Linked DNA regions of Homo sapiens: region 1 is linked to region 2. A link is an interaction called in ENCODE POLR2A ChIA-PET data of the cell type or tissue named here. Cell type or tissue: A673. All regions are shown on one strand. Links, peaks and the distances in the headings refer to the core of each region. The heading gives the core; the rest is flanking DNA.

What was found. ChIA-PET counts read pairs that join two places held together with the same protein. Peaks named below come from ENCODE experiments on the same cell type or tissue, not always from the same donor. Only the 100,000 strongest peaks of a DNase experiment are listed, where the experiment ranks them.
Region 1: POLR2A ChIA-PET joins it to region 2 with 11 read pairs; 4 of 35 experiments call an interaction of 5 or more read pairs at or near these places.

What each region holds. Positions count from the first base shown.
Region 1 is chr19:48,274,477-48,284,467 of GRCh38, forward strand. ZNF114 (zinc finger protein 114) reads left to right here. Exons shown (of 6, transcript NM_153608.4): 4 at 5,255-5,332; 5 at 7,895-8,021. The coding sequence starts at 5,324. Among named protein-coding and RNA genes, the nearest start is that of ZNF114-AS1, 7.6 kb to the left of the region's middle. In A673, for the core only: no CTCF peak of the experiment used is centred there; a DNase peak (open chromatin) is centred at 3,215.
Region 2 is chr19:48,547,905-48,558,233 of GRCh38, forward strand. SULT2B1 (sulfotransferase family 2B member 1) reads left to right here and starts at 4,268. Exons shown (of 7, transcript NM_177973.2): 1 at 4,268-4,419. The coding sequence starts at 4,349. RefSeq lists enhancers at 3,688-4,212, 6,001-6,939 and a silencer at 6,128-6,422. In A673, for the core only: no CTCF peak of the experiment used is centred there; no DNase peak of the experiment used is centred there.

The sequences.
Region 1 (9,991 bases), core at 1-8,000, 270 kb before region 2:
AACTTTTATATATATATATATATATATATATTTTTTTTTTTTTTTTTGAGACAGAGTTTTTCTCTTGTTATCCAGGCTGGAGTGCAGTGGTGCAATCTCGTCTCACCGCAACCTCTGCCTTCCAGGTTCAAGTAATTCTCCTGCCTCAACCTCTCTAGTAGCTGGGATTACAGGCATGTGCCACCATGCCGGGCTAATTTTGCATTTTTAGTAGTGATGGGGTTTCTCCATGTTGGTCAGGCTGACCTCGAACTCCCAACCTCAGGTGATCTGCCCGCCTCGGCCTCCCAAAGTGCTGGGATTACAGGCGTGAGCCACCACGCCTGGCCTAGAGTTATGTTTCTTTAGGCAGGATGCAAACACATTGTGTGCGTTTCTCTTCCAGGGCTCACACCCTCGAACTTGCCTCCCTTTGTTCATGACATTTACTAGTTGGAGTCCCTGGGTAGTCAGAATGGCAGAACGTCCACGCCTGTGCATTTGTGTGGTTGTTCCTTGTGTCGTTGAAAGTTAGACCTGGCCAGGCACGGTGACTCACGCCTGTGATCCCAGCACTTTGGGAGGCTGAGGTGGGAGGACTGCTTGACCCCAGGAGGTCAAGGCTACAGTGAGCTCTGATCACACCACTGCACTCCAGCCAGGGCAGCAGAGTGAGACCCTGTCTCAAAAAAGAAAGAAAGAGAGAAAGAGAGAGAGGAAGAGAGAAAGAGAGAGAGAAAAAGAGAGAGGAAGAGAGAAAGAGAGAGGGAAGGAAGGAAGGGAGGGAGGGAGGGAGGGAAAAAGAGAGAGGAAGGGAGGGAGGGAGGGAGACAGAAACATCCTAGGTTGGTCAGGCTTCGTGGCTTTAATCCCAGCACTTTGGGAGGCTGAGGCAGGATGATCGCCTGAGGTCAGGAGTTCAAGACCAGCCTGGCCAACATGATGAAGTCCTGTCTCTACTAAAACACACACACACACACACACACACACACACACACACACAAAATAGCCAGGCGTGGTGGTGGTCGCCTGTACTCCCAGCTACTTGGGAGGCTAAGACAGGAGAATCTCTTGAACCCAGAAAGCAGAGGTTGCAGTGAGCCAAGCTAGTGCCACTGCACTCCAGCCTGGGTGATAGAGCGAGACCTTGTCTTGAAACATATATAATAACAAAGAAAAATTTAAACAAAATAAAAATGAAAGATACATCGTAGGTGGTGTGTTCATCACATCAGTGTAACTATAATGGCTGTTTGTTGCCGGGCGCGGTGGCTCACTCCTGTAATCCCAGCCCTTTGGGAGGCCGAGGCAGGCAGATCACGAGGTCAGGAGATCGAGACCACGGTGAAACCCCGTCTCTACTAAAAATACAAAAAATTAGCAGGGCGCAGTGGCGGGCGCCTGTAGTCCCAGCTACTGGGGAGGCTGAGGCAGGAGAATGGGGTGAACCCGGGAGGCAGAGCTTGCAGTGAGCTGAGATCGCACCACTGCACTCCAGCCCGGGTGACAGAGTGAGACTCCATCTCAAAAAAAAAAAAGCTATAATGGCTGTTTGTCCCTGTACAAGTCAAGCTAACATTGGTGGGGTAGTTTCTGGAGGTGAGAGAGCCTCTTACCTCTTTTTTTTTTTTTTTTTTTTTTGAGATGGAGTTTCGCTCTTGTTGCCCAGGCTGGAGTGCAGTGGTGCAATCTCGGCTCACCGCAACCTCCGCCTCCCAGGTTCAAGTGATTCTCCTGCTTCAGCCTCCCGAGTAGCTGGGATTACAGGCGTGTGCCACCACACCCGGCTAATTTTGTATTTTTAGTAGAGACGGGGTTTCTCCATGTTGGTCAGGCTGGTCTCAAACTCCCTACCTCAGGTGATCTGCCTGCCTCAGCCTCCCAGAATACTGGGATTACAGCCTTAGGCCACTGCACCTGCAGAGCCTTACCTCTGAAAGTTGCATTCCTTTACGCCCAGCAAGTCCTGAGTGATGCCTCCGTACCCTGCTAATGACTGCCTCCCCTTTCTGTGTCCACCGACGTGTCTTATTTCCTGAATCAGTTGTTTTATTAAGGTTGCAAAATGATGATTTTTTTTTGTTGAGATAGGGCCTCATTCTGTCACCCAAGTTGGAGTGCAGTAGTGCAATCATAGTTCACTGCAGCATCAACCTCCTGGGCTCAAATGATCTTCCCACCCCACAACCTCCTGAGTAGCTGAGACTAGAGGCGCACGCCAGCGTGCCCACCTAATTTTTAAATTTTTTGTAGAGATGGGGCCTCGCTATGTTGCCCAGGGTGGTATCAAAATCCTGGGCTCAAGTGATCCTCCTGCCTCAGCCTCCCAACATGCTGGGATTATAGGTGTGAACCACCCAGCCCAGCCCAAAATGGTGATTTTTAAAAATATTCAATTGTCCCAACTAAACATGTAGCTGGGACTGGGCGTGGTGGCTCACGCCTGTAATCCCAGCACTTTGAGAGGTCGAGGCAGGCGGATCACCTGAGGTCAGAAGTTGAGACAAGCCTGGCCAACATAGTGAAACCCCGTCTCTACTAAAAATACAAAAATTAGCTGGGCGTGGTGGCCCAAGCCTGTAATCTCAGCTACTCAGGAGGCTGCTGAGGCAGGAGAATTGCTTGAACCCAGGAGGTGGAAGTTGCAGCGAGCTGAGATCGTGCCACTGCACTCCGGCCTGGGCGACAGAATGAGACCCTGTCTCAAAAAAAAATTTTTTTTAATATATATATTTTTGTTATATTAGCTGGGCGTGGTGGCAGGCGCTTGTGGTCCCAGCTACTTGGGAAGCTGAGGCAGGAGAATCACTTGAACTCAGGAGGCAGAGGCTGCTGTGAGCCGAGATCTCCCCACTGCACTCCAACCTGGATGACAGAATGAGACCTTGTGTCAAAAAATAAAAATAAAAAAATGAATATGTAGCTGGAATTCTGTAGTTTTCCGTCATCCGTAAGGCTATTCCGTTTCTTTTCTTATTGGAAAGGCAAAGTAAAGGCTTAATTTTTCCTCTTTATTAACCAAGGCTTGTGTTTTTTTCCCCCTCTGGTTTTCTCTGTCTGGGTATCATTATGAGCGCAGGTATTTTTAGTGTTCAGTGTGTTTCCATCAATTGCAATGATTCACTTTGTAGTTCAAATCCGGCCGCTGGGAGACGTTTCCAGCCGCTGTGCATCCTCCTAACGCGGTCTAGGGCAGCTCCCCTGCCATCTGGCACCGCAAGGCTCACACTGGGAATTTTCTGTTCCCAGATCAGCCATGTTTCCGAGGGTGTTCATTGCCTCCTGCTTCTTAATTCTTCTAAGCATTTTCTATGAATAGACTGACCAGGGAGGCATTGGGTGTGTGTGTGTGTGTGTGTGTGTGTGTGTGTGTGTGTGTTCGTGACGATATGAAGCCTTTTCATCTTATATTTGAAACTTTTTCCTCTTACACTAAAAATCTGACTTCCCAGTAACATGAACACTTTTCATCTTATATTTGAAATTTTTTTTTTTGAGACAGAGTCTCGCTCTGTTGCCCATGCTGGGGTGTGCAGTGGTGCGATCTCAGCTCACTGCAACCTCCACCTCCCAGATTCAAGTGATTCTCCTGCCTTCAGCCTCCCAAGTAGCTGGGATTACAGGTGTGCGCCACCACGCCCGGTTAATTTTTGTATTTTTAGTAGAGACAGGGTTTCGCCATGTTGGCCAGGATGGTCTCAAACTCCTGACCTCAAGTGATCCACCTGCCTCGGCCTCCCAGAGTCTTGGGATTACAGGCTTGAGCCAACGCGCCCGGCCCAATTCACCTTCTTAAAGGGTGCAATTCAATGGCTTTTAGTATATTCACAGACGTGTACGTCCCTCAAATTTAGAACATTTCCATCACCCCTGAAAGAAGCCCTGTATCCTTCAGTGGTCATCTCCCAGTCCCTCATCTCCCCCAGCCCTGGACAACCTCTGATCTGCTTTCTGTCTCTATAGATTCGCCTATTCTGGACATTTCATTTTCAATGGGGTCATACACTGTGGTCTTTTGTGTCTGGCTTCGTTCACTCAGCATCCTGTTTTCAGAGCTCACTGGGTTGTAGTGTGTGTCAGTGCCTCAGTCCGTTTTATGGCTGGGTAATATTCCATGGTGCGGATAGACCACGTTTGCTTTCTTTGTTCATGCATTGATCAGTATTGGGTTGTCTCTACTTTGGGCTGTAATGAATACCGCTATGGGCCAGGTGCGGTGCTCACACCCCTAATTCCAGCACTTTGGGAGGGCGAGGCGGGCGGATCACTTGAGGTCAGGAGTTCGAGACCAGCCTGGCCAGCATGGCGAAATCCCATCTCTACTAAAAGTACAAAAAATTAGCCAGGTGTGATGGCAGGCACCTGTAATGGCATCTAATCGGGAGGCTGAGACAGGAGAATCACTTGAACCAGGGAGGCGGAAGCTGCAGTGAGCTGAGATCGTGCTACTGCACTCCAGCCTGGGCAACAGAGTGAGACTCCGTCTCAAAAAAAAAAATTGCAATTAGATTAGCGGCTGCCAGCAGCTGGGTGAAGGGGAGAATGGGAAGTGACTGCTAAGGGGGATGGGGTTTTATTTTGCGGTGATGAAAAGTATTTGGAACTAGGTAGAGGTGACGTTTGTACAACATTGCAAATGCACTAAATGCCACTGCATTGTTCACTTAAAATGGTTAACTTCATGATATGCAAATTTCACCTCGATTAAAAAAAAATGCTGCTTGAGGCCAGGAATTTGAGACCAGCCTAGGCAACATAGTGAGACCCCATCTCTATGAAAATAAATATGAAAAATTAGGAGGCATGGGGGCCCATGCCTGTACCTTCAGCTACTCAGGAGGCTGAGGCAGGAGGATCACTTGAGCCCAGAAGTTTGAGGCTGTAGTGAGCCATGATTGCACTACTGCACTCCAGCCTGGGCAACAGGACAAGTCTCTGTCTCTAAAAAATTAAATTAAAATATAGGTGTGTGTGTGGGTGTCTGTGTGGGGGGCGGGGGTGGGGGGATGGGGGTGTGTGGGTGTGTGTGTGAGTGTGTGTGTGGGTGGGGGGATGGGGTGTGTGGGTGGGTGGGCGTAAGGGGGTTGGAGTGAGGGGATGGGGGTGTGTGGGTGTGTGGGTGGGTGGGTGTAGAGGGGGTGGGGGTTGTGGGCTGTGGTGGGGAAGTGTGTGCACACGTGCATTTATATGCTGAGATTAATGTCAGGCAGGATCCACATACGAGTGTGGGGAAGGCAGGGTGCCTGGATTCTCATAGCTCCATTCTTCTCCCAAGCTCTGCCTCACCTGCCTCCTTGAAGGAAACACGGGGAAGCCAGGACTGGCCGTCACGTTGGTGACAAATATGTCCCAGGTAAGTTGGCAGCTCACCCTCTCCCAGAAGCGTGTTGTCGTTCCCACGAGTCAATGTGCCTCTGCCTGTGGCTGGGAGTCAGGTAAAGCACATGGAGCCAGGCAGGGCCCCCCGCCAGCCGTGCTGCCCTAGGTCTCTGCACCTCTGCTTGGAGAGAGATGCTGCCCTGGGGATTCTCCTGGGACCACCCCCACCCCAGTACTGACTGGTCCTTTCCACACCTCATCCTGGCTGCCAGTGGGCTTCACGTTCTGCTGCAAAGCACACTAAGAAAGGAGCTGAAAGTGTCTTTGGTGGGGTGCAGTGGCTCAAGCCTGTAATTCCAGGACTTTGGGAGGGTGAGACAGGAGAATCATTTGAGGCCAGGAGTTCAAAACCAGCCTGGGCAATGTAGCAAGACCACCGTCTCTATAAATATAAAACAAATTTGCCTGGTGTGGTGGTGCACGGCTGTCGTCCCAGCTACTTAAGAGGCTGAGGTGAGAGAATCGCTTGAGCCCAGGAGGTTGAGGCCACAATGAGGAGTGATCACTCCACTGCATTCCAGCCTGGGTGACAGAGTAAGACTGTCTCTAAAAATAATAATAAAGTAAAATAAAAAGAAAGTGTTTTTGTCTTAAGGAACTCAGGGTCTCACAGGGGACACTAGGCGTTTATGGAGCGGGCAGTGGCAGCATCTCCCGCAACTGTCATGACCTGCAGATGACAAGCAGTGGACTGAGACGTGCCCCACTCCAAATTTTTTTTTTTTTTTTTTTTTTGAGACGGAGTTTCACTCTTGTTGCCCAGGCTGGAGTGCAATGGCATGATCTCGGCTCACTGCAACCTCCGCCTTCCAGGTTCAAGTGATTCTCCTGCCTCAGCATCCCGAGTAGCTGGGATTACAGGCACCTGCCAGCACGCCCGGCTAATTTTTGTATTTTTAGTTGAGATGGGGTTTCTCCATGTTGGCCAGGCTGGTCTCGAACTCCTGACCTTAGGTGATCCGCCCACCTCGGCCTCCCAAAGTGCTGGGATTACAGGCACGAGCCACCATGCCCGGCCAGGGTTTAAGGAGTAGCCACCCCTCTGTGATAGTTTGTTATAACAGCCTGAACAGGCTAATGCATGAGAAAGACACACAGTTGGTCAACTGGTAGAGATTGAAGTCCGGTCGCGTGACTCAGGTACTCTTTTTCCTGAGACAGGGCCACAGGTGATGGTGTGTGCTGGCTGTCCCAGCTACTTGGGAGGCTGAGGTGGGAGGATCGCTTGAGCCCAGCAGTTCGAAGCTGCCGTGAGCTGCATTTGCACCACTGCACTCCAGCCTGGGTGACAGAGCAAGACCCTGTCTCAGAAGAAAGAGCACCTGAGTCATACGACCGGACGTCAGTCTCTACCAATCGACTGTACCTCTTCCTGTTGCATTAGGCTGTTCAGGCTGATGAAACTATCACAGATGGGGTGGCTTAAACAACAGACATTGATTTTCTCACAGTTCTGCAGGCTGGAAGTCCGAGATCAAAATAGCGGCAGAGTTGCTTCCTTCTGGAGGCTCCAAAAAAGAATTTGTTCCATGCTCTTACCTAGCTGCTGGTAGTCACTGGCGTCCTTGGCATTCCCTGGCTTGTGGACCCATCACTCCAGTCTCTGCCTCCCTCACCAAATGACATTCTTCCCTCTGTTTCCCTCCCTCTGTCCACATTTCCCCTTCTTTTTTTTTTTTTTTTTTTAATTTATATTTTGTTTGTTTTTTTGAGACAGGGTCTTGCTCTGTTGCCCAGGCTGGACTGCAGTGGGAGGATCATAGCTTATTGCAACCTCCACCTCCCAGGCTCAGGCAATCCTCCCTCCTCAGCCTCCCGGGTAGCTGAGACTACAGGCACCCGCCCACACTCACGGGTAATTTTTTTATTTTTTGTAGACGGGTTGTCACTGTGTTGCCCAAGCTGGTCTTGAACTCCTGGCCTCAAGCGATCGTCCCACCTCAACCTCCCAAAGTGCTGGGATTACAGGCATACGCCACTGCAGCTGGCCAGATTTCCTCTTCTTATAAGGACACCAGTCACTGGATTAGGGCCCACCCAACCCCCAGTACAACCTCATCTTTTTTTTTTTTTTTTTTTTTTGAGACAGTCTCACTTTGTAGCCCAGGCTGGAGTGCAGTGGTGTGATCTCGGCTCACTGCAACCTCCACCTCCCAGGTTCAAGCAGTTCTCTGCCTCAGCCTCCTGAGTAGCTGGGACTAAAGGCACCCGCCACCACCATGCCCAGCTAATTTTTTGTATTTTTAGTAGAGACGGGGTTTCACCATGCTGGCCAGGCTGGTCTCGAACTCCTGACCTTGTGATCCACCTGCCTCAGCCTCCCAAAGTGCTGGGATTACAGGTGTGAGCCACCGCGCCCGGCCACAACCTCATCTTAATTCATTGACATCTGCAAAGACTCTAGTTCACAAATCAGGTCACCTTTGCAGGTACCAAGGGTTAAGACCTCAACCTACCTTTTTCTGTGGAGAAAGGGGTCACAGTTCAAACTGATAACAGGACACCCCTCCGAGCCAAACTGCATGTGTTATTTTAGGACTCGGTGACCTTCGCAGACGTGGCTGTGAACTTCACCAAAGAGGAGTGGACCCTGCTGGACCCAGCTCAGAGGAATCTCTACAGAGACGTGATGCTGGAAAATTCTAGGAACTTGGCATTCATAGGTAAGGAGGCCCCCTTCCTGCACTTAGTCCGTGATGGGACCAGTGCTGGTTTGGAACCGTGTTCTGGGAAGTGCATTGGAAAATGGGAACTGGGTTAAATTCCAGAGACACAGCTGCTGCCCCCCAGGTAGTAGGTGTAGGGTTCACCATGAAACTGGAAGTCAGTTTGTTGCATTACTTTATTTATTTTATTTTATATTTTATTTTATTTTATTTTATTTTATTTATTTTTTGAGACAGGGTCTCACTCTATCTCCCAGGCTGGAGTGCAGCGGCATCATCTCAGCTCACTGCAACTTCCACCCCCCAGGTTCATGCAATTCTTCTGCCTTAGCCTCCCTAGTAGCTGGGAATACAGGTGCACACCACCACACCTGGCTAATTTTTGTTTGTATTTTTAGTAGAGGCAGATTTCACCACGTTGGCTAGGCTTGTCTTGAACTCCTGACCTCAAGTGATCCTCCCACCTCGGCCTCCGGAAGTGCTGGGATTACAGGCGTGAGCCACCACACCCAGCCTTTATTTTTCTTTTCATTAAGATGGGGTCTCACCCTGTCACCCAGGCTGGAGTGAAGTGGCACCATCTCGGCTCACTGCAACTTCCGCCTCCTGGGCTCAAGCAATTCTCCTGCCTCAGCCTCCTGAGTATCTGGGATTACAGGCATGCTCTACCACCCCCAGCTAATGCATTACATTTTTATTCTCTTCGTGATTGAACAGAATTTGGGGGATCCTTATGTAGGTGAACATGGTGCACAGGAAAAGGGTCGTTTTGAGCCCTTTTGGCAGAGTTTTAGTGCATTGATGAGAAAAGTAGAGGGACCACTGTTGCACTTCTATTCACACATCATCAGCTTCAGAACCCCAGCAAACCAAAGCCTGTGTCCATTTGACAGAAAGTCTCGGCACAGTTCCTTTATACCACATGCTTGCCCAGTGAGCAGGATTTCAACTAGGCAAACCCAGTCTGCCCTCTCATTTGGAGCAAGAAGTGGTCTGAAAACAGTGCAGGGCAGTTTTGTCCAGGCATTTATGCATCTCAGTACCAGGTAGATGTGAACATTACAGGACCAACAGGTTTGTAAGCCAGCAGCATGGTAACAGAGCAACAGGCTCGCCACTGAGACAGCAGGGTTTGCAACAGAGAAAAGAGAAAGTTGCATGATTACATGGTGCCAACCGAGGAGATGGGAGGAGACGCTCAAATTCTTCTCCCTGGGGGGTTCTGGGGTTTTTGTTTTTTTTTTGTTTTTGAGACTGTGTTTCACTCTTGTTGCCCAGGCTGGAGTGCAGTGGCGCGATCTCGGCTCACTGCAACCTCCACCTCCCGGGTTCAAGCAATTCTTCTGCCTCAGCCTCCCGAGTAGCTGGGATTATAGACATGCACCACCATACCTGGCTAATTTTTGTATTTTTAGTAGAGACGGGGTTTCACTGTGTTGGCCAGGCTTGTCTCAAACTCCTGACCTCAAGTGCTCCGCCCACCTCGGCCTCCCAAAGTGTTGGCATTACAGGCATGAGCCACTGCTCTCATTTTTAAGGGGATCATGGAGGATAAGGGACTGGAGAATTGGAGACGTTGATTGGTCAGAGGAAGGGGGATGAAATCATCGGGATGAGGAAAGTACATTCTTTGGTGCGTCAGTTTCTCACGGCATTCCTCAGATCAGTGAGCATAGTCATTTCATCAGAATGCAGGACCTGAAGGAATATCTCAAAGAGAAAACTTAATGTTTTATAATTTTCAAGTTGTTATCTACAGAGCAGCTAAGGAGACCTATAGGCCAGGCACAGTGGCTCACACCTGTAATCCTAGCACTTTGGGAGGCTGAGGCAGGAGGAGGATTACTTGAGGCCAGGAAGTCGAGACCAGCCCAGCCAACATGGCAAAACACTGTTCTTTTTGTCTTTAAAAACAATTTTTTTTTAATTAAAAGGAAAAAAAAAGAAAGAAAAAAACAGGCACTCTG
Region 2 (10,329 bases), core at 767-8,766:
TAATTCATTTTAATTAATTTAAATTAATTTTAATTTTTTTAAATTAAATTTATTTAAATTAATTAAAATGAAATAAAATGGAAAATTTTCACTTTCTCAGTCACATTGCACATAGGTGCTAAATAGCCACCTATGGCCAGTGGCTTCTGGGATGGACAGCACAGATGTAAGCCATTTACTTACATGTCTTGTTTGTGGACACAATATCAGAGACTGACCCAGAGGAGGTCTCTACAGATATTAGTTGGAAAAATAGACTATTGGATGCCTGGATGAATGGATGAGTGGATGCATGGATGGATGGATGGATGGATGGATGGATGGACGGATGGTCGAATGGATGGGTAGATGGTTGGATGGATGGATGAATGGATGGAGGATGCATAGAAAGATGGATGCATAGATGGCTGGTTGAATGGATACCTGGCTGAGTGGATGAATAGAGGATGGATGGATGGATAGAAGGATGGTTGAGTAGATGCTTGGATGGATGAATGGATAGACAGTGATGAATGGATGGCAGGATGGATGGATGAATGGATAGATGAAGGAATGGTTGGGTGATGGATGAATAAATGGCTGAATGAATGCAGGATGGATGGATAGATGGATGGTTGGATGGTTGGGTGGCTAGATGAATGGATGGAAAATGGATGGATGGGTGATGGATGGCTGGATAGATGGATGGTTGAGTAGATGGTTGGATGGATGAATGGATGGATAGATGATGAATGGATGAAGAGGTGGATGGTTTGATGGCTGATGAATGGATGGAGGGATGGATGGTTGGATGGGTAGATAGATGGATGTTGAATGGATGATTGGATAAGTGGTTGGGTGGCTGAATGAATGGTTGGGTGGATGGTCGGGTGGATGGATGATGGATGAATAGAGGGACAGGTGGATGCATAGATAGAGGGATGAACAGCTGGAGGGATGAATGGATGTATAATCCTTGCTCCTCTCACTACCCATGACCAAGTGGCTCTGGGTTTTCCACTTGCATTTTCCCACACTCTTCATCTTTTTTTTTTTTTTTTTTTAATTGAGACCGAGTCTTGCTCTGTTGCCCAGGCTGGAGCACAGTGGCACAATCTCGGCTCACTGCAATCTCCACCTCCTGGGTTCAAGCAATTCTCTGCCTCAGCCTCCTGAGGAGCTGGGATTATAGGCACCCACCACCACTCCCGGCTAATTTTTGTATTTTTAGTAGAGACGGGGTTTTACTATGTTGGCCAGGCTGGTCTTGAACTCCCGACCTCGTGATCCACCCGCCTGGGCCTCCCAAAGTGCTGGGATTACAGGCATGAGCCACCAAGCCCAGCCCACTCCTTCATCCTTCTGGTCTCGTCCTTGTCTCCCAGATGTCCAAGACCCTCAGATTCATTTCTGGGGGTTGATGGTCTCCACTAGTATCTCTGCACTCTCACAATTGGCTAAAATGTCACTCTGGTGTCTTCTGGTTCCTCCTTGCCACCTCTGTAGGAGTCTGGACCCCTCGCCTTCCAGAATCAGGCTTTTGCATCTCCTCAGCTCCCTCCTCATTCTCCACAGAGATTCAGTGGACTTCTCCTGGCACCACCATGACCTTCACTCATTCCATCACGTCTTCCTGTGACAATTCATTCATTCCATCAACAGGCACTTATTGAGCATTTACTATATTCCAGGCTCTTCCCTTGGGAAATAACCGCAGATTTGACATAGAACAAGCCCTTCTTTCATGGGGTTGACAGTCTAGTGGGGAGATAGATGGTAAACAAGACAAAGAAGCAAAACATTTAGGAGGTCAGATGGTGACGAGTGCTATGGGAAAAAGTAAAACAGGAAAGAGGAATGGAGAAGTTGGTGGACGAGCCTGGGGGAGGTGACACTGGGCAGAGTCAGACGATAGGAGCCCACGAAGCTCCCAGGTATCAGGAACATGCGGGAATAGCAAGGGCAAAGGCCCTGCAGTAGGAGCCTCCCCTGGGTCTTAGGCCGCCTAGTTTGGCCAGTTTCTTTCCATTGCCCACTCAGGCACAACCTCAGGCCCTACTGCTCCCCAACCTTCCTGTGCCCCGGGGATGCCTCCGCACCTGCCTGCGAGTTTCCCTCTCAGGATCCCTAAGGACCTGGGCATTCCCTTCCCCAGACTCTCCCTAACCCCCCACCCCAGCAGCACACAGAGCCAGGGACAAAGGGTCATTGAATAGAAAACAAAGGTGAAGACAGCCCAGCCGGAGGCCTGGTGGGGTGTCATGGTTCAGTCCCCCACCTCCGACATCAGAGGGGTTCACTCAGCCTCAGAGGGGGATGCCTGGCCCTCTCACCCTTCCACCCACCCTGCAAGAGAGCCTTTTTATCAGCAGGAACATCAAGGCTTAACACTGAAAGTATCAAGGCAGAATGTTGAGGATGTGGACTCGGTAGTGGCTGGGGGCAGGGGCGGGTGCTCCCACAGCTCAGCCTCCTGGAGACGGGTCTTGGGGTGGTGAATTGAGAGATGGGATACCCCAGAACCCTCCTTTTCTGCTTACCATCAGAGTGAAGGCGGGCAGTGCTGTGTGCCCTGGGGGAAGCCACATTACCTCTCTGGGCCCCCTTCCTGCATCTGTTAGGTGAGTCTGACGTCTTCCATCCCCCTCACCTATGCAACAATAATTGGTCAGTATATACAATTTTATTTGTTTTGGCTTTTTTTTTTTTTCTTTTTGAGATGGAGTTTCACTCTTGTTGCCCAGGCTGGAGTGCAACAGTACAATCTTGGCTCGCTGCAACCTCTGCCTCCAGGGTTCAAGTGATTCTCCTGCCTCAGCCTCCCGAATAGCTGGGATTACAGGCACCTGCCACCATGCCCAGCTAATTTTTTGTATTTTTAGTAGAGATGGGGTTTCACTATGTTGGCCAGGCTGGTCTTGAACTCCTGACCTCAGGCGATTCACCCGCCTCGGCCTCCCAAAGTGCTGGAATTACAGGCGTGAGCCATTGCACAGGCTTTCTTTTGGCATTTTTTTTTTTTTTTTGAGATGGAGTCTCTCTCTGTCGCCCAGGCTGCAGTGCAGTGATGTGATCTCAGCTCACTCCAACCTCCACCTCCCAGGTTCAAGCGATTCTCGTGTCTCAGCCTCCCAAGTAGCTGGGATTACAGGCACCTGCCACCACTGGTGGGGAGACTGGCTTCATGACTCCAGGACTCTGAGGGGTCAGGGACCAACAGCTGGGGAGGGCCAGGGTTTGGGGTGGGGGCAGAAGAGAAGAGAACACCGTCTATGCTGAGCTCACTGTGTACCAGATCCTCCACCAGCAGCTGAGAGTGTCTCCCTCAGTCCTCACAACAGCCCGATGGGTGCCATTCACAGATGGGGAAACTAAGGCAAGATGAGCCTATGAGCAAGATGGTTCCCGGCCCCACAGCTGGGAGGCACTGGAGCTGGGATTTGAACCAGGGCTGTGACCTTCAGACTCTCACGCCCAACCATATCTGGCAGTTGTCTCTCATATCTGTGTCTCTCCCTGTCCCTGACCTTTCTATGTATCTCTGTCTCTGCCCTCTGTATATCGCTGCTGGGTCTCTCAGGGTCTCTGACCCCTGTGTGTCTCTGTCTCCTCTGGGTGTCCGTGTGTCTCTGTCTCCGCCCTCCGTGTATCTCTGTTGCGTCTCTCAAGGTCTCTGGCCCCTGTGCATCTCAGTCCCCTCCTGGTCTCTGTCTCCCATGCCCTCTGCCCTCTCCCTTTCTCCCTGGCTCCCGCCCTGTCTGTGCTGCCGTGGTCCTGGCTGTGCCTCTGTCCCTGTGTCTGTTTCCAGGGTGCCCCTTACGCGTCAGCCCGTGAGGGCAAGTTTCTGTCTGCCCCTTCCCCAGCGGTGGCCTAGTGCTTGGAACAGCGCCTGGCAGACAGGAGATGCTCAGTAAATATTTCTCAAATGAATAAAGGAATGAATGAGTGAATGAATGAATGAATGAATGAACTCGCTGAGATGGGCGAGATCAGCGCCATTTCCCAAATGAGCAACGTGGGCTCCAGGTGGGTGCCCACAGGCCCAGAACTGCCAGCCCGGAAGGTTCTGGCGTGGGCTTGGCACTGACCCCCTGGACTCTGCCCCCAGCTGAGCACCAGACGCCAGGACGTGCCCATCACTGCTCCTCCCCGCCCTCAGAGCAGGGTGGCTCCCTCTGGCCTCTCCCCGCTGTTGGAGGCGTGGGTAGCAGCTGGGAGAACCGGCTGGGTGCTGCCCCTCCCCTTGGGCCGGGCACGGAGTAGGCACCTGGCGGGCTCCCCAGGTGGCAGACGCTGTCGCTGCGCACACCTGGCCTCTGTGCCGCCTGCTCCCTGCTCGTCCTCCCCTCCCCACCCTCACCCACCTGCCATGGACGGGCCCGCCGAGCCCCAGATCCCGGGCTTGTGGGACACCTATGAAGATGACATCTCGGAAATCAGGTGAGGCCCAGACCTGGGCAGGAGCCAGGAGATCCCAGGGAGGAGGTGGCTGTTTGGGGGAGCCGGGGACTGTGGCAAGGGTGGCCTCCAGCCACCCGCAGCCGCAGGCCTGGCCCAGACTTAGCTGGAGGGGCTGGGCTGGGCTGGGGCATCCAGTGTGGTGTATAGGTCCCTCCTGAGAAGGGAGTGAGGACCCGACCGTGTTGAGTCACCAGTGGGGATGCCTGGGGTGTCCCTGTCGCTCTCCGGGCCTCAGTTTTTCTGTCTGTCAAAGGGGCCCACAAGCCCTGTGTCTCCCTGATAGAGCAGTGGAAGAGAGCAGGCAGCTTGGTGCATAGTAGTTGCTCAGGAAACACAACAGCCTGTAGTACCCAGGACACCCCATGCAAGCCCTGAAATAACGGGGGTGCTTGGGGGTGAAATGGGAGAGACTGGGATGCTGCTGAGACCCCCAGAGGGAGAAGCTGTGTTCTAGGGCACTTGGGGCGGAGAGGGCAGGCTCTGGACTCTTCAGGTCTCCTAACAGTGGTTAGGGCAGAGCACTGCCCACTTCCATGAGCTCAGCGTGACTCCCTCTTCCTGGGGATGAGTCAGACACTTTGACAGTACCTGCTTTCCAGATGGGGAAACTGAGGCTGGGAGGGAACGCGACATGACCGCAATTACGCAGCTAGAAGCAAATCTGAACCCGGTCTGTCTCACGCCAGAGCCTGTGGTTTCTCCTGCTCCTCACAGCCTTGGTGATGTCCCCTTTACACCCCTCCCCGTGGCTCCATCTTTTAGGGGAGCGCAGAGGCCCAGAGAGGGCAGGCAGCCTGCCCCAGATCACACAGCAAACTGCTGAGACAATCTCCAACCCCTCGTATCTTGCACTCTTGCCAAGTGAGACCTTCCTGGCAGCCTGGGCCCCTCCAGCCACCGTGGGCTGTGAGGAGGGAGACAACCAAGACCTGTTCTCAGCCCAGTTGCCTCATTCCTTTCTTATTTTATTTTATTTTTTTGAAATGGAGTTTCGCTCTTGTTGCCCAGGCTGGAGTGCAATGGCACGATATCAGCTCACTGCAGCCTCCGCGTCCTGGGTTCAAGTGATTCTCCAGCCTCAGCTTCCCAAGTAACTGGGATTACAGGAGCCCGCCACCATGCCCGGCTAATTTTATTTTTGTATTTTTAGTAGAGAAAGGGTTTCACCATGTCGGCCAGGCTGTTCTTGAACTCCTTGCCTCAGGTGATCCACCTGCCTCGGCCTCCCAAAGTGCTGGGATTACAGGCGTGGGCCACCACGCCTGGCCGCCTCATTTCATTCCACTGTTTCAGGCCCTCCCCTCCCCTCCCTCAGCCAGAAGCTGGGGCATGAAGAGGCCTTCCTGGGTGCCTGGGACTCCAGAGACAGGAGCAGTTCAATCCTGATTGCTGTGTGACCTAGACAAGCTTCCTGATGTCTCTGGGCCTCCTGGGCTGAGAGCTGTGACCAGGCTGGCCCAGTTCTGCGTGAGGGAGGCCCCAGCATTCTTTACTCAACATTGTCTAATCCAGGACTTCTGAGTTCTGCAATTCTTCTCTCCAGAGATAAACAGATAAGCCAGCTCGCCTCCAGGGTTCCCGCCTCTGGGAAGGCCTCACCCCCACCCCAGCCAGGCACCTGGGAGCCTTTTTTTTATCTCCGCGACGGCTCTGCCAGCTGGTCATAAAACGCCCTGAGTGACCTCGCTAAGTGGGTGACCTTGGTTTAGTCACTGACCCTCTGCGAAGCTCGGTTTCGTCATCGTGGGGGAGAATAGCCCTCCCCTGCAAGACTCCTCCAGCCCTGATGGCTGCAGAGCCCTGGGGGGGTGCCCTTAGGACCTCAAACTTCCAGGCACTTCTGGAATCCCCCAGGCCTGGAAGCGTGCCTCTCCCCAGCGAGCCTGCTGGAGCATCCCCCTGGGGCCCACTTCCTTCGGGATGTGCCCCTCCCAGACCCCCTCAGATACGCCACGTACCCCCCCAGATTCGCACCTCCTCCCAGGTTGCCCATCTCAGGGATGTCCCCTCCCCATCACTGGCTCAGATCCACAGGGCTTCTCCTGGCCCCGACTTCCCCCTCTGCTCGCCCCCAGCCTGTCAGTCCCCAACCCCCACCCCTGTCCCCTGACTCTCTGCCCTGGTTCTTCCTCTCGGTTGCCACAGCCCCAGCTCAGGCCTCCTCATCTCCCCCCAACCTCACCACTCCAGCCTTGGCTGTCCCAGGCTGCTCCTCCCCTCCTCCCAGCCATCCAGTGAATTCCTCAGCGCCCAGCCCTCACCCACCCCGCCCCCCCAGCCTCCTCACCTGCATTCCAGCTACTCTACTGCTTTTTTTTTTTTTTTTTTTTTTTTTTTGAGACTGAATCTGGCTCTGTCACCCAGGCTGGAGCACAGTGGAACGATCTCGGCTCACTGCAACCTCCGCCTCCCAGGTTCAGGTGTATTACCTCATCTAATCCTCACAGCCATCTGAGATGAACCCACTTTGACTGCTGTCATCCTGTGTCAGAGATGAGGCCCAGAGAGGTTGAGTAACTTGCCTAGGGTCACACAGCTGCCAAGCAGGGCACGGCCAGGATTTGAACCAGGGAAGCCTGACTGTTATCATGCCCTGGACAGGGAATTTAGGGATGATGAGCAAGACCAGGAAGGAGCGAGATCCAGGAGGTAGACTCAGCCCAGATGGGAGGTGAAGCGGGCGCTCTGAGGTTCTAGCCTCCGAGTAGCTGGGATGACAGGCGCGTGCCACTGCGCCCAGTTAATATTATTACTATTATTTTTTTGAGACGGAGTCTCACTCTGTCGCCCACGCTGGAGTGCAGTGGCACGATCTCGGCTCACTACAACCTCGGCCTCCCAGGTTCAAGCGATTCTCCTGCCTCAGCCTCCCAAGTAGCTGGGATTACAGGCACCCGCCACCATGCCTGGCTAATTTTTATATTTTTAGTTGAGACAGGATTTCACCATGTTGGCCAGGCTGTTCTCGAACTCCTGACCTCAGGTGATCCACCCGCCTTGGTCTCCCAAAGTGCAGGGCTTACAGGCGTGAGCCACCGTGCCCGGCCTATCTACTCTATTACTTTGAATTCCCTGGCCACGCTTGTTCCCTGCCACAGTGCCTTTGCTTATCTGGCTCCTTCCATAGGGATCCCAGAGACATCTTCTCTCTCTCTCTCTCTCTCTTTGCTTATCTGGCTCCTTGCATAGGGATCCCAGAGACATCCTCTCTCTCTCTCTCTCTCTCTCTCTCTCTCTCTCTCTCTTTTGAGACAGAGCCTTGCTCTGTGGCTCACACTGGAGTGCAGTGGCACAATCTCGGCTCACTGCAATCTCTGCCTTCTGGATTCAAGTGATTCTCTTGCCTCAGCCTCCAGAGTAGCTGGGATTACAGGCATGCGCCACCACACCCAGCTAATTTTTGTTTTTTTTTGGAGATGGAGTCTTGCTCTGTCACCCAGGCTGGAGTGCAGTGATGCGAACTTGGCTCATTGCAACCTCCGCCTCCCAGGTTCAAGCGATTCTTCTGCCTCAGCCTCCTGAGTAGCTGGGATTACAGGCACACTCTACCATGCCCGGCTAATTTTTTGTATTTTAGTAGAAACGGGGTTTCACCATGTTGGCCAGGCTGGTCTTGAACTCCTGACCTCAGGTGATGTGCCCACCTCGGCCTCCCAAAGTGCTGGGATTACAGGTGTGAGCCACCGCGCCCGGCCTAATTTTTGTATCTTTAGTAGAGAAAGGGTTTCGCCACTTTCGGGACTTTGCGTGCACCAGCGCAGTGTCCTTTGCCTGGGCTGACCTCTGCCCTCTCTCCTTCCTTTGCCAAACTTCTCAGGCGTTAAGATTCAACACGGGCAATTTAGGATTTTTGGCCAGGGGAATGAGAGAATGCAGGCAGACACCCACGCCAGGTCCCAGGTCCCTGATCACGCTGGTCTAGCTTCAAATCTGCCCCGTGGCACCAAAATATTGGCCTGTTCGTGGATAGGAAATGAATGTAGGAAATCTGTGAAAAGGACGTCAAGAATGAATGAATGAATGGAGGCTCCATTAAGCAACCTCTGAGCCGGAGCTTCCAGGATGAGTCAGGGTTAGCAGACGGGGAGGAGGGGCAGGGAGTGCTGGGAAAGGGAATGGTTGGGGCACAGGGACACAGGTGGCTTCAGGAGAGTAAGGGGCAGCTGGGTCAGGAGAGGGCCAGCTGCCGTGGAAACTCCCCGTGGTGGGCCATCCTGCAGCAGACCTGAGTGGCTCTCAAATGGTTCGTTTTTTAAGCACCTCCAGGGAGAGAAACTATTGTTTTCAGAATACACGCATATGTGATTTAAAAAAAAAAAAAAAGTTGCCAGCTCAGTGGCTCACACCTGTAATCCCAGCAGTTTGGGAGGCCGAGGCAGGTGGATCCCTTGAGGTCAGGAGTTCAAGACCAGCCTGGCCAACATGGTGACACCCCATCTGTACTAAAAATAAAAAAATTAGCCAGAGTTGTGCCACACACCTGTAATCTCAGCTACTCAGGAGGTTAAGGCAGGAGAATCGCTTGAACCCAGGAGGCGGAAGTTGCAGTGACCTGAGATCCTGCCACTGTACTCCAGCCTGGGCAACAGAACAAGACTCTGTCTCAAAAAAAAAAAAGTTGTCCTAGGCCAGGCATGGTGGCTCCTGTCCATTGCAGTACTTTGGGAGGCCAAGGCAGGAGTATCATTTGAGGCCAGGAGTTCAAGACCAGACTGGACAACACAGCAAGACCCCGTCTCTAAAAAAATAAAATAAAAACCAAACAAGGAATTGACCAGAATTTAATTCAGGATAGCAGCTCAAGGGACGGGTAGATGCCACAGGAAGGGGCCCAGAGATATCAGCAAGATGCATCGCTCAGAATGTTCTAGTTTATGGGGTTCATTATGAATTATGAGAAATTTAATATGTGAGATCGGGCTCTGTGGCTCATGCCTGTAATCCCAGCACTTTGGGAGGCTGAAGTGGGCGGATCACTTGAGGTCAGGAGTTCAAGACCAGCCTGGCCAACATGGTAAAACCCCGTCTCTACTAAAAACACAAAAATTTGCCAGGCGTGGTGGCACTTGCCTGTAGTCCCAGCTACTGGAGAGGCTGAGGCAGGAGAGTTGCTTGAACCCAGGAGGCGGAGGTTGCAGTGAGCTGAGATCGCATACTGCACACCAGCTTGGGTGACAAGATTGAAACTCCATCTCAAAAAAAGAAAAAAGAAATTTAATATGTGTTCCATGTGGTCTTGTATGTAAAAAGGACTTAAAAGGATAATAAGGGCTAAATTAAAATCGTAAGAGGCCGGGCACGGTGGCTCACGCCTGTAATCCCAGAACTTTGGGAGGCCGAGGTGGGCGGATCACCTGAGGTCGATAGTTGGAGACCAGGCTGACCAACATGGAGAAACCCCGTCTCTACTAAAAATAGAAAAAAGTCAGCCGGGCATGGTGGTGCATGCCTGTAATCCCAGCTACTCGGGAGGTTGAGGCAGGAGAATCGCTTGAACCCAGGAGGCGGAGGTTGCGGTGAGTCGAGATCGTGTCATTACACTCCAGCCTGGGCAACAAGAGTGAAACTCTGTCTCAAAAAATAATTAAAATTAAAAAAATTAAAAAAAATAAAATCGTAAGAGGAAAACATTTGGCACAGGCGGTAGGCAGGATGGGCTGCTGACCCAGTAGGCTGACAAGCCCAGGATGTTATAATCCCTGTAACATCCTTGCAGTTGTTCTCAACCTGTTGAGTGCTGTCTGTATTACCTCATCTAATCCTTACAGCCGTCGGAGATTAACCCATTTTAACTACTATCATCCCCTGTAAGAGGTGAGGCCCAGAGAGGTTGAGTGACTTGCCCAGGGTCACACAGCTGCCAAGCAGGGCGTAGCCAGGATTTGAACC